Regions from separate parts of the Homo sapiens genome. Here all the other regions are linked to region 3. The links are chromatin contacts, found by Hi-C or POLR2A ChIA-PET in ENCODE. All regions are on one chromosome and are shown on one strand. The core of a region is the stretch at or near the end of the contact, and the rest is flanking DNA. Distances in the headings are between cores, read along the strand shown.

Evidence for each region. A loop is a pair of places that touch in the nucleus more often than their neighbours do. ChIA-PET counts read pairs that join two places held with the same protein, here RNA polymerase II (POLR2A). Pooled maps may share reads with other maps.
Region 1: a pooled map shows a loop between it and region 3 (8-fold over the local background). The contact joins two enhancer-like sites. A Hi-C loop is called at or near these places in 1 of 37 single-sample maps with no recorded cell type and 8 of 50 pooled maps. POLR2A ChIA-PET finds 5 or more read pairs at or near these places in 3 of 52 experiments (IMR-90, activated B cell and activated CD4-positive, alpha-beta memory T cell).
Region 2: POLR2A ChIA-PET joins it to region 3 with 10 read pairs in CD4-positive, alpha-beta memory T cell. The contact joins two enhancer-like sites. A Hi-C loop is called at or near these places in 10 of 168 maps with a recorded cell type or tissue (CD4-positive, alpha-beta T cell, CD4-positive, alpha-beta memory T cell, CD8-positive, alpha-beta T cell and 5 more), 1 of 37 single-sample maps with no recorded cell type and 14 of 50 pooled maps. POLR2A ChIA-PET finds 5 or more read pairs at or near these places in 16 of 52 experiments (B cell, CD4-positive, alpha-beta T cell, CD4-positive, alpha-beta memory T cell and 12 more).
Region 4: a pooled map shows a loop between it and region 3 (6-fold over the local background). The contact joins two enhancer-like sites. A Hi-C loop is called at or near these places in 8 of 50 pooled maps. POLR2A ChIA-PET finds 5 or more read pairs at or near these places in 2 of 52 experiments (B cell and GM12878).

What each region holds. Positions count from the first base shown.
Region 1 is chr14:68,661,815-68,664,870 of GRCh38, forward strand. The region is part of intron 2 of RAD51B-AS1 (RAD51B antisense RNA 1); the gene reads right to left. It also overlaps a transcript of RAD51B not described here. Among named protein-coding and RNA genes, the nearest start is that of RAD51B-AS1, 22 kb to the right of the region's middle. RefSeq lists an enhancer at 1,568-1,757. Within about 2 kb of position 1,644, at least 7 of the 41 ENCODE cell types and tissues checked have a DNase peak (open chromatin) inside an H3K27ac peak, as active enhancers do.
Region 2 is chr14:68,770,199-68,773,182 of GRCh38, forward strand. No RefSeq gene overlaps it. Among named protein-coding and RNA genes, the nearest start is that of ZFP36L1, 21 kb to the right of the region's middle. Within about 2 kb of position 1,678, at least 13 of the 41 ENCODE cell types and tissues checked have a DNase peak (open chromatin) inside an H3K27ac peak, as active enhancers do; they include CD4-positive, alpha-beta T cell and CD8-positive, alpha-beta T cell, where a contact is called at or near this core.
Region 3 is chr14:68,282,166-68,285,499 of GRCh38, forward strand. All of the region lies in intron 7 of RAD51B (RAD51 paralog B), which reads left to right. Among named protein-coding and RNA genes, the nearest start is that of RAD51B-AS1, 400 kb to the right of the region's middle. RefSeq lists enhancers at 1,200-1,269, 3,006-3,055, 3,106-3,165, 3,326-3,334. Within about 2 kb of position 1,751, at least 18 of the 41 ENCODE cell types and tissues checked have a DNase peak (open chromatin) inside an H3K27ac peak, as active enhancers do; they include B cell, CD4-positive, alpha-beta T cell and CD8-positive, alpha-beta T cell, where a contact is called at or near this core.
Region 4 is chr14:68,732,498-68,735,789 of GRCh38, forward strand. LOC105370547 (a long non-coding RNA gene) reads left to right here. Exons shown (of 4, transcript XR_007064227.1): 3 at 1,449-1,642. Among named protein-coding and RNA genes, the nearest start is that of RAD51B-AS1, 49 kb to the left of the region's middle. Within about 2 kb of position 1,879, at least 11 of the 41 ENCODE cell types and tissues checked have a DNase peak (open chromatin) inside an H3K27ac peak, as active enhancers do; they include B cell, where a contact is called at or near this core.

The DNA of each region.
Region 1 (3,056 bases), core at 394-2,893, 380 kb after region 3:
TGACTGCCAGCAGGTTGTGCTCTAGGCTGGCCCAGTTAGCCATCACCCAGTGGTCTTTGTACTCTCTTTCTGTCCTCCACCAACAAGGCTCTTCAACATGACTACCTTCCAGACACTTGAGAACCTCTCTTTTATTTGCCAGCTCTCTTATTTATCTCTTCTGCTTTTCCTTCACACATTCTCGTGTGACACACTCTCAGTCCCCTCCCCCATCCCCATGGCTGTCAGCAAATGCGATCCATTGCATTTTGCTTCTCCTTTAAAAGCAGTGCAGTGGCATTCCAAGTGGGACAGACCAGTAAAGAGGCCAGCAGGAGAAATACCTCCCTCATCTTCAACACTCTTCTTCAGTTAATGTCACCTAAGATGACACCAATTTTCTTGGTAACTGTTCAGGTTGATTCACGTCGACTTTACAGTCAACACACACCCCTGAGTCTTTCACACCTGCCCCATCCCGGGCATGTATAAAATTCCATTTGTTTAGCCCCAAGGTTCCAGATGTACATTAATCCTATTATATTTCATCTTGTTACATTCAGCCACCATGAATCCAAACTGTTTTGGGATCTTAGGAGATTCTAATTCTGTTATCCAAGATGTCAGCTGCCTCTGAAAGTTCTTCCTAGTCTCTAATAGAACTGTTGAAACAGAACGGTCATGGGAGATTCTGGGACACGGATGGAACCACCCAGCAGGCTGACATCCATCTGTTTGTTAGCAGCTTTAGGGCCACTCAGCACATCCCCAGCTGTCCCAGTGACACTGTCTCCAGCCCTCCTTGTTCTCAAGAGAGCCATGAGCTGTCTGCTCTGCTGCCTACCACAATGCCATGTGCTACCAACTTAGGAATCCTGTCTCCTCCCTCCAAAAAAGTACAGTGAGTAGTCATCTTTTTTCTTGGTAAATCCATGCTGATTCCTAACGATCATCACTTTCTTTCCTAAGCCTTCATAAGCCATCCCTTTCCTTGTAGATGAGAGAAATTAACCCTGAGTTCAAAGCAGAAGCCTTCAGACAGCTGTACGTGTTAATTCATTATGCTGGGCATCTCCATTTGCCCCTCCACAGCCACCCCATCCTCCTCCCCACTGCTCTGTACCCCAGGAAGCTGACCTTGTGGACCGCATTACTGGGCACCCTTGCCCTCTGGCTTCAGTTGGGTTCTGCCAGTGGGAGGCACCAGCAAGAGACAGGAGGGTGGGGCCAGGCGTGGTGGGTCACCCCTGTAATCCCAGCACTGTGGGAAGCCAAGGTGGGTGGATCACCTGAGGTCCGGAGTTTGAGACCAGCCTGGCCAACATGGTGAAATTCTATCTCTACTAAAAATACAAAAAATTAGCTAGGCGTGGTGGTGCGCACCTATAATCCCAGCTACTCAGGAGGCTGAGGCAGGAGAGTTGCTTGAAACCAGCAGGGTTGAGGTTGCAGTGAGTTGAGATCTAGCCACTGTGCTCCAGCCTGGGTGACAGAGTGAGACTCCATCTCAAAAACAAAGAGAGAGAGAGAGAGAGAGAGAGATGGGTGGGACAAGGTCAAGATATTTATTTATCCTCCTGGTTCTACTGTAATGGGCCCTTGCTTGGCTGTGTCTCTCCACTGCCCCTGTATCTAAGGCCATAGCCCCTGATGAATGGCTCTCTCCTCCAGATACTTTCTCTTTCACTTCGCCCCCTTTACCCTTCAGGCTCCCCCCGCTGCTAGCCCTGGAGGGCTTCATCTTTCCTTGTTAGCTTCCTTTAGCTTTACGCATAACTTGTAAGTAGTGACATTTCTAAATTCTGCTCAATTACCCCATTTGAGTGTGCCGTCTGTCTCCTGCCAGAACGCTGACCAATACACTCATATTTTGAGTCATTGCCTAAAGACTTAGGCCTAACAGTGCTAGACGTGGGAGGGAGTGTAGGTGTTGGTGAGAATAGCATAAGAGTTAAAGGCACGGAATTTGTGGTCTAACTAACCAGGATTGAACTTGATTTCCACCGCTTTCCAGCTATAGTTACTGAACTTCTCTGAGCCTCTGCTTTCTCTTCTGTAAAATGGGAGCAGTAGTCCCCTCTCACAAATTCTTTGTCAGGATTTTATGTGATTATATTTGTGAAACATTAAATTTAGCATCAGGTGCATTATAAGCACTTGATAAATGTGTTATTCTGATTATTATTAAGACAGACTCTAACCATTGAGGGTATTGCTTTGGTGCTAGAATACGCTAGCAATAAGCTTCAAGGTTTTCCTGTTTATGTCCACCAGGGAATTTGGACCTCAGGTAATCTGCCCAAATCCTGCCCAAACAGGAGTAAGAAAAAATAAGCATTGTTGTTGCTGTTATTTTATTAGCTAGAGAGGCAGTCAATTCTATCACTTATTGTCAACATAATTTTTTAGCAAAGACTACTCTAGGAGGCTGTAGTTACATTCTTTCTGACACCTTTCCCCTATCTCTTTTCTACATAATCTTAGAGTCCCCCAACCACCAAGGATGATTCCTACTGATTCAAACTAAGAAAATGTGGCACCTTTTAACCTCTGCCCTTACAGAGCTTCTCCCCACCACATCCACCCCCGCCCACAATGATATTCTTACCAAAATAAGCTCAGAAGAGAGTCTCTTAACTTTGTCCAAAAGCTAAATCTGAAAGAGGTTAAAGGTTCTCTGGTCAGTCGCATTTCACCCGACTATTTTTAGCTGATATAGGGCAAAACAAGTTTCCCCAAAGATCTGGGCCCTGTGAAAGCTGGAATTTCTGCCAAGATGGAGGAATACAGCTCTCCCTGCTGGAAAAGAGAGCACAATTCCCTCTTTCCTCACCCCGGGATACCTATTTGCTGCCAGTGAATCTCCCACCTACTCTGTCATGCTAGCATTTGATCACATTGGGTTCATATGTGCTTATTTGCTGCTCCAACCCCAATCCTTACTCCTGAGCCTTTACCACTCAACTATCAATGTGTCCACTCATCCTCTGGGCCATCTTGTGCCCTCTTATCCTCTATCTCCTGGGTCAGAAGCTTGGCAGTTTTCTGGATGTGACTCCTAATGGAAATCCATGACA
Region 2 (2,984 bases), core at 428-2,927, 490 kb after region 3:
CATGTCCCCTAAACACCAGCTTACTGTCCCCCCACCCAGCCTCGGGGCCGTGGCTGACCTCAGCCCCGACAGCAGGCCTTGTGCTGTAGGAGAAACTCCCTTCACCAAGAGAAGGCTCGGGAGATCCAGAACATGCCTGCATCTCGGAGAATGCAAGGCCTAGGGCTGGGGAATATGGGGAGGGCCTCATTTTCTCACCTGCCAGCCTCACACAACCTCCAAACTGTCCTGAAACTGTTTCTTCAAACCAGGAAGATCACCCTGACTCAACTGAGAGGAGCCTCCAGAAGGATGAGATGGACTTGTGACTAAAGGCCAGTTCCTCTCCCACCCTGTCCTCTCTCCTGAAAAGGATTTAATTGAGCATCTATACTCCCTCTCTCTGCATGTCTGCAGCACACCAAATCAGTGTGATTAGGGACACTGTGGCAAGTTAGTGTTCTGGCTTGGCCTCAGGGTCCCGTGGAGACAGGTCCAGCGGTGCTTCAGCCCTGGGCTCAAGCTGTGGCAGGGAGAGAGGCAGTCCAGCGGCAGCAAGGATGGGAAGAGCAGCTGGACACTCAGAGCATCGTCACCACAGCAGAAGGCAAACTCCAGCCCTGCCGCTCCCCTCTCCTCCACTTTGCTAAAACAAGCCAGAGAAGAACTGCAGGCCTTCCCAGAGGACCCTCACCTGCCAGCCTCTCTAGCAAGTCTGAATGGAGGCCCCTCCCTGTCTACTTAGCCCTCTCCAGTGGTCCGGCACTACATTCCTCGCTCTATAATTTCTTCTACCTTGATCTTTAAGCGTTTTCTTGCCTGTGTAATCATTTCACCTTTCATGCCTGTTAGTGCTGTTTCTGAAAGAAAAGGGACTGTGTCATAGTCATAGCTGCACCCCGGGTAATATCCACAGACACATAGTAGATCTCAGGAAATGCTTGTTCTGAGAGTGGCTGGGCAGGGTAAGTTAGAACCCACCCCGGTGCTCCCTGCTCTTTCCCCACGCTGCTACCAAAGCACCAGCCCTCCCACCATCACCTTCTCTGTTTCCCTGCCTCTCTGCACTGAGAGTCCTGGAGTCAGCACTCCTGTCCACTCACATTGGAATCCTCCTTGCCTAGCATGGTGGCTGGCACATAACTGTTATTGGTATTCACTCATTTCACATTTATTCCACGCCTTCCATCATGTATGTCTTAGAATGCTTTCTACACAATGTCTTTGATTTTTCAACAACAACTCCATAAGAGTCCATAAGGTGGGTATTCTCCCGTTTTACAGCTGGAAAAACTAAGGCAAGCAGAAGTTAAATGCCTTGACCAAGGCCAACCAGTGTGGCAAAATGTCTTGACCGAGGCCACCCAGCGTGGCAAGGAGAAGTTCAATGCCTTGACCGAGGCCACCCAGGCAGAGGCAAGATTCAAACCCAGGCCTCTCAGGTACCCAAAGCCTAGTTCTCTCTTGTAGACCGGCTGCTTCTCCAGCCTCAGGGTGAAAGCTCCTCCCATCCAAACATTCAAACTGTGGGTTACAGCGTGTCACTTCAGTGGAAAGTCTGTTTCTCCTCGAACCCAGGGAGAGGTCTCGGGGAGCTGCAGCCTGGAGCTTTCTACCGCTTTCTACCGCCCATGTTGGGAGCATGGGAAGCGGGTGTTTTTCTTGCTTGCGGCCTTGGTGGCCATTTCCTACAGTGTATCCGCACTGGAGAATGACAGGAAGAAGTGGCTTCCGGCTGGTGCAGGGAGGAGCCTGCCTCTGCCTGCCCTACAGAGAAGGGATTTTTTTTTTGCTCCAAAGCAGCAGCCACTCTGCCTTGCCCTTGGACAGGGAACACAGGAGAACTAGGAAATGATGAGTTTGGGGTAGTTATTACATTTGTTTTTAATACAATTGATTAAGCTTATATAATTTCATCTTTAATAATGGCTGTGTTTAACCGCTGATTTCCAAAATGCCTGAAAATCGAGCAATCAGTGCTCATGAACCAATATTATATAGGACCAATTACTTCTCAGGGCTGTTGTAAATCCAAATACCATAATGTCAGTGTTCACCAGCAGGTTGCTGGAACCAGCTGTGTGACCTTGGGCAAGCTTCTTAACCAGCATATGCTTCAGGTCTTGCCCATCTGTAAAATGAGACCATTGTGAAGATAATAGGATATATATATATATGTAAAGAACCTAGCCAGGGTAGACTGGGTGAGGTGGCTCACACCTGTAATCCCAGCACTTTGGGAGGCCAAGGTGGGTGGATCGCTTGAACCCAGAGTTTGAAACCAGCCCTGGCAACATAGGGATACCCTGTCTCTAAAAAAGAAATAATAAAATAAAATAATAAAAAAGAACCTGGCCAGGGTGGGACCAGGGTGACAGCGGCACTCACAAAGGACCAGGCACTCAGTCTCAGGGTCAGCAGCTGAATGCCTCCTTAAATTTTGTACACTAGGCCCCTCGCTTGCCTGACACTTGTCTGAGCCCCACTCTTGGCACATAGTAGGTACGTGCTATTATTTACTACAAGAGCTTCAAGGAGGGTGTAACCTAACAGCAATGTAAAGATGAGGAAAGTTATCTAATAATACATGAGAAAAACACCAGCGTGGCACATTGTCCTGGGACATATGGTAGATACCCAATGAGCTTTTCAGATAATGAGGGTTGTATTTCAGCAATGAAACCCACAGCCTGCTGAGGAGACATCTCTAGAAGATTCAGGGCTGTCTCTGAAAACACCTGCGACAAGCAAAAATTTCTTTGCGTTGTTTTGAAAGATAAAAAATACTAATCTTCAAAATGTACTTCCTGCTGCATAGTAGGTAGATAGGCACCGTAAGATTGCTCTCCCCTAACAGTGCTTCTAGTGAAATTAACAGCAGGGGATGATGGGCCTGTTAACCCTGCAGCTTCCCAAGTTCCCTGACTCAACACTGGGCACCCACCACCCAGAGTCGGTGGTTGGCGGGGAGGAAGATGCTAAGACACTGGCCCTATGTGGGGAGG
Region 3 (3,334 bases), core at 501-3,000:
AGAGACAGGGTTTCACCATGTTGGCCAGGCTGGTCTTGAACTCCTGATCTCAGGTGGTCCACCTGCCTCGGCCTCCCAAAATGCTGGGATTACAGGCATGAGCCACCATGCCCAGCCTCAGGACATCCTTTTTAACGGGCTTGTACCACATGATTGGGAGTTTGAATGTTAGTAACCATGATAGAAGATCTCCACTCCAAGGGCATCACCGTGGGAGGAAGCCTGCCCCTACTTACCATGTAAATATTTAGCCATTTCAATATATTTGTTCTGGACTTGTTCTTCTTATGTGTGTCTCCTGTGTTGAGTCTGTTTAATTGTAGGTTATTATTGTGTGTCTATATTGATGTCATTTCTTTAAGTACAGACACAGACAGCATTGCTTCAGCTGCCCCCACCCCTCCTTTTAAAAATAACACCTTACACAATATCCCTTCCTTGAGGACATCAAATAAATAACTTTTGTTCAAGAGCATATCTGATGAGGTGGCTAACTTGGAAATTTGTTCCTAGGCAGACCTTGTGACCTCTGTTTCAATACATAGTGAGTGGCCTTTGCTCCCATTTTATGCTACAGATTCACTCTGGAGATAGAATTGGTTGCACCTCTCCAGGCAGTGAGTTTGGAGAGCCCTTGGTGGTTAGGATGCCATTTGTGCTGGTGGCACAGAAATACAAGCAGTAAGCCCAGAGTTGCTTACTCTCCACTGGAGGTTTCTCAGAGGCTGGGGGGGACCCGAGACTCCTCTGCTTCAACTCCGCTCTACTATATGCCACTGGAAGTGTAGCTGAGGCTGAAGGGTATCAATGTTGGTATTTATCAGGTTGGACTCCCCCAAGTGCCCTATTTTCATACCTCCAAGGAGCAAGTGATTCAACAGAACTGTTTTCTTGGCCTCAAATGAGTCTAAGAAGGGGAAATCACTTAATACCAGCCGTCTGTGAGGGACCGATCACAAAGCTGTGTCTTTCTAATCCTCCTTGTAAATCAAAGGGAGGGGAATCCCCAGAGCCCAGGAGTACACATGAATAGAAAGCACCACAGGTAATAAAAACACCTAAAAAGGTCAGCAGAAACTCGGGGAGCTGCTGGAAATTCACCTCCTCTGCCTTTCTATGGGACTCAGTGGGCAGTGATCAGGTAGCAGGCAAGGATACCCAACTACACACCAAAGCAACTTGGCCACAGGACACGTACAGTGCAGCAGAAGGCTGGTAGGATAGTTTCTTCCACATCCATGTGAACCTCAGAGTCATCTGACCATTGGCCTTGTTCTCTTCCAGGTTCTAGCTGGCCAGAGACTTTTTTGGCCTCATACTAACTGCAAAATTGCACACAGTTGGCGAATACACCACTGGAAGCCACTGTGGCTGCATTGTCACAGTTCACCAATTGTGCATGTTATTTCCTGCAGTGGGCCCAAGATCACTGACAGGATGCCGTCGGGGTTGGGCTGAAGGTGGAAACAGCACACTAGCTTGCTGTTTGTGGCCTCTTTACAACTGCCGGCCCCATCTGAGATCCGGAACCAACACGTGCTAACCTCAGCCCATTGGGGCCAGTGGGGCAGCCAGCAGTGGAACCATAGCTCTCCACACCTATGTCTATGGCACGGTAGCTGCCGGCCCACAGTTTCCACTGCATCCCCTTGCATGTGCACCCCAAGAGAAGTAGGCCAAAGAGAAAGCTGCCTTAGGGAGCCACATGGTTATCTTGTGTGTTTACTTTTGCCAAATGGCAGACACAATTCTACTTCAATGCATTTTTCTGAACTCAGTGGTCAAAAGTAGCACGGAAGCACTACTTGCGTCAGCCCCCTCTGTGATTGAGCGAGTGTGTGCTTGTGCAAAGCTGAGGAGATTTTTTTTCACCTCCTCCTTCTGCATTCCCTCAGACTGAGCCACTCTCTTCTTTAGGGGCTCCCCTACTAGGCAGAGTGTTTCTCTAGCTTTGCCTGTGGATTTCACAGTGAAATCTACAGAAGACAGTTTTCCTCAGGGCTGATAATAAGAGGTATGAACTTATTAAGATTGGAAGCATTCTCACCATAAACACAAATTATTTCAAGTTGCTCCTTCATCCCCTTTTCCTTGGCCACTGCCATTGGTTCTGTGTAGGATGGATTTCTTAAGGTTGAAGATAAGCAATGCAAAGGTGGAATTTTGAGTACAGCACTCATCCTAATGTGGGTGAAATATATGAAACATTTATTCTAAGCAGACTGCTACATTAACAGTTGTTATACATTCATTCTCTGCATATCTTTTGTGGACTCAACACTTTTAGGTACAGAGAGGTTAGGAGAATTTCCCAGAATTGCACAGCAGGTTAGTGACAGTGCCAGAAATAAAAGTCTGCCTGACTCCCACACCCATGTTTTCTTCAAGCCAAATTGAAGTTTGGCCTCTTCTCCACAAATATTTCACAAGAAAAATTCCCCACAGCCTTTCAGAATTTCCCAGAAAACAATTGTTGTGCAGTCCTTCAAGATGGAAATGGCAGGCTGGAATATTGAAACCTTATCAGCTTTTATTCTAGAACTGACAGTTGATATTTTCTGAGCTGAAGCTAAGATAAAAGTTTATTTTTGTGTTTTTTTTTTTTAATCGTGGAATGATTTTTGATTTTCCAGAGCATGGCAAAACTAAGCCAGCAAATACTAAAACCACATTTGTTTTTGTGACGCTCAAACTCCGTAACAAATATTGGGTATCTCTATACAAAGCTGGATGTGGACAGGAAGGGTTTGGGATGGGGAGAGGCATGCGTCTGGGAGCGTGGCCTTTCTGGACCTACCCTGTTCTCACTCTCTTCCTTCTGCCTCTTGCCCTCATTGCTTTCCTTATTCTCTTTCTTCCTCTTGTCTCCTTCTCACCTCCAGCTCCTACCACAGCAGACAGGTTGGGGCAGACACCGTCATGGTTGGGGAGCAGGAGGACAGCATGGGGAAAACCACTCCAGGCCTTTCTCTCAAACCTTAGTGATGAAAGGACTCAATGGACCTGAACAATTTCTCACAGGAAAGTTCCGGTCTCTGTCTCCTTAAAAGCAAGGCATTCAGTAACCCTTAACAGAGCCAGGATTAAAACTTGAATTTCTGACTTATCCCAGGCCTCTGTTTGGATAGAAAGGCTAGGTCACTGTCATATATGGCAATTAGGATCACTTCAGATACAAAAGTAACATTTTTAAAGCTGTGCCTTAAGCAGAGAGACCATTTTTAGTACAAAAAGGAAAAAAAGATTAACTGTGCCTTCAGAGCTGATGAAAGGCAGAGCCTCGTCACTTTGAAAGCATTGGATTTAGTGCCAGGCGGGTTGGTGAGTAGACTCA
Region 4 (3,292 bases), core at 629-3,128, 450 kb after region 3:
TAGAAAGAATGAATAAGATCTTGGCCAGGCACAGTGGCTCACGCCTGTAATCCCAGCATTTTGGGGGGCCGAGGCAGGCGGATCACCTGAGGTCAGGAGTTTGAGACCAGCCTGGCCAACATGGTGAAACCCCATCTCTACTAAATATACAAAAAAATTAGCCAGGCATGATGGTGCACGCCTGTAATTCCAGCTACTTGGGAGGCTGAGGCAGGAGAATCTCCTGAACCCGGGAGGCGGAGGTTGCAGTGAGCCAAGATCAAACCACTGCACTCCAGCCTGGGAGACAAGAGCGAAAAGAATGAATAAGATCTGATATTTGATAGCACAACAAGGTGACTATAGTCAATAATGATTGAATTGTACATTTAAAAATAACGAAAAGAGTATAATTGGATTGTCTGTAACACAAAGGATAAAAGCTTTAAGTGATGGATACCCCATTTACCCTGATGCAATTACTACACATTGTATGCGTGTATCAAAATATCTCTCATGCCCCATAAATACACACACCTACTATGTCCCGACAAAAATTTAAAATTTTTTTTAATTTTTAAAAATTTGTTGAAAAACCATCAGCCCTGTTAAGTTGCTCACACGTGCTGTTGCAGCCCCAGCTCACCCGGTAGTAAATCCTGCTGACACAGGGTCCCCCACAGCTATGGGTCTATCCTTCCTCTGGTGTGGCAAGACTACATTTTCAGGAAGCTGCTGGGCAGAATGAAGCAACTCAAAGCTCAGGAGAAGTGTCTACGTGCCTTTTAGGGTTGGGGTTTAACCCAGCACTCAGGGATTTCCCAGCATGCAGACAAAGGCACTGACAGTTACAGCAGAAGCTGGAAGGGTGAGTCAAGCCAGGACTCAGCACGCTTGAACCCATCCACAGCTCCCACTCACATCATCCCACACTCCCTTTTCACATTTACTCCAAGCATCTGGAGCCCCAAGCTCCTGTGCCTCAACCCATGCCCTCAGTAACAGTATCCATTGCCAAGCCAGAATTGACTCCGGGCCCACCTTGCCACTCACTCAGAGTCTGTGAGGAGTGGGCACCGCACGCAGCCGTGAAACAGGCCAACTCACAGGTGGGCTCCCCACTGCACGTCTTGTCCGAAAAGACACCCCTCAGCCCCATCAGTGTTGACTTTGCATTGCGCCATTAGATTATTTCTTTCAGCTCTTCTTAAGACAAATGGCTGGCTGTTGGGAGGCTGGCCAGGGTTAAGGTGGAGCCTCAATGTGGCCATTTTCACAGCCCCGGCAAAGCCTGTGGTTGATGCCAAACCCCCATTGAACTGAATAGAATGGAGGAAAGCTAACCAACCCACCAGAATAATAATCACTAATGCTATGGAGTGATCACACAGCAAGACTGTTCTAAGTGTTTTATGTGTATTCATTTATTTTTACCTCATCATAAGTACTATTATTTTTCTATTTTATAGATGAGAAAACTGAAACAAGGTCACAAACCAGATGATCTAAAGGGTAGCCACTACTGCCTCCTAAAGAACCCCAATCAGGAATCCCAGATTAATTTGCCCAGCATCCTGTTTGGAAACCACATGTCCACCCTGCAACTGTACCTGGCTTGTGTCCCACAAGGAGGAAGATGCAGGGGACTCCGGAAGCTAAGGAGGTAGACATGGGGTTTACTTGGGTTAATGTGGCCGGGGAGTCAGGAGACCTTGATTCCCATTCTGGCTCTGCCCCTATCCGCATGAGGATGGCCAACTGTTCCAACCATGGGTTCCACTCTCCTCATTGCTCAGCCACCAGGTTTCCAGGTCCCTCAGGCCCCTGCACATCCTCAGATATCTGAAGAACAGTGATCGGTGTGACGACAGGGCCCCTTCACAGAACGAACTTGACAAAGAACCACTCACCGCACACACGAGCCTTAGAATGCACGTGTCAGTGTTTTGGGAAATATGTGCTGTTTTGAAATGTGTCTGGGCCATGAGCAAGTTTGGGGGGAGACAGGATAGGAGCTTTTCTTCCAGTTAATGAAGTGAGGCTTCATGGAGGAAGAAGATTTTCTTAGTCACATTTCCTGTTTCACACTGACCTTTTAAAAGGAAACCCACAAGTGAACCTGTGCTAGGGCCTGCTTGCAAAATCTACCCACAGGTATAATAAAGATGATCTAAATAAAGCCCACAGTAGGCCAAGCTTAACCTGAATCAGTGGAAATAATAAGATCACTAAGAAGGGCTGATGGCCTGAGATAAGAGACATGGTGGTGCTCCGTATACTGTAAATAGAAGTGACACGTGAGAGATTTAATGATTATTAAACAGGAATCTAAGCAGAGAGGCAGAGATAAACCATGCAATCTTTTCATCAGTCTCTAGGTACTCAGGGCTTAGCCACTCATTATAAAATGGAGACTCTAAAAAATTAGGAGAGATGGATGCAGTGATTTCAAAAGAAGTTGTGTTGATTGGGTTATAAAATTAATTATGGGAATTAAGATTACTTATCTGCAGAGGAAAAGACCAAGAGATAACTGAAGAACTTAAAGTTGGTAAGGGGCCGGGCTCGGTGGCTCATGCCTATAATCCCAACACCTCAGGAGCCTGAGACGAGAGGACTGCTTGAGCCCAGTTGTTCAAGGCTAGCCTGGGCAACACAGTGACACCCCGCATTTACAAAAATATTTTTTTTGTCCTCAGATTTGGTAGTGTGTGTTTCTAGTCCCAGCTACTAGGGTGGCTAAGACAGGAGGACCGCTTGAGCCTGGGAGGTTGAGGCTGCAATGTGCTGTGATCACACCACTGCACTCCAGTCTGGGTGACGGAGCAAAAGTCCATCTCAGAAAAAAACCAAAAAGTTGGTAAGGAATCAATTATTGGATGACACATTGCCATATCTACTGAGCACAGAATGACAGGCCCAAACAACAGCAGACAGATATGGGATGCTCAAGGATGTCCCAGAGATGGCCAGGTATGGTGGCTCACGCCTGTAATCCCAGCACTTTGGGAGGCCAAGGCAGGCAGATCACTTGAGGTCAGGAGTTCGAGATCAGCCTGGCCAACATGGTGAAATCCTGTCTCTACTAAAAATACAAAAACTAGCTGGGTATGGTGGCGCATGCCTGTAGTCCTAGCTACTCTGGAGGCTGAAGCAGGAGAATCACTTGAACCCGGGAGGCAGAGGTTCCAGTGAGCTGAGATCACACCACTGCACTCCATCCTGGGCAACTGAGCGAGACTCCAACTCAAAAAAAAAAAGAAAAAAAAAAGAATGTCCCAGAGATACCTGCAGAACGGTTGCTAAGGCCACC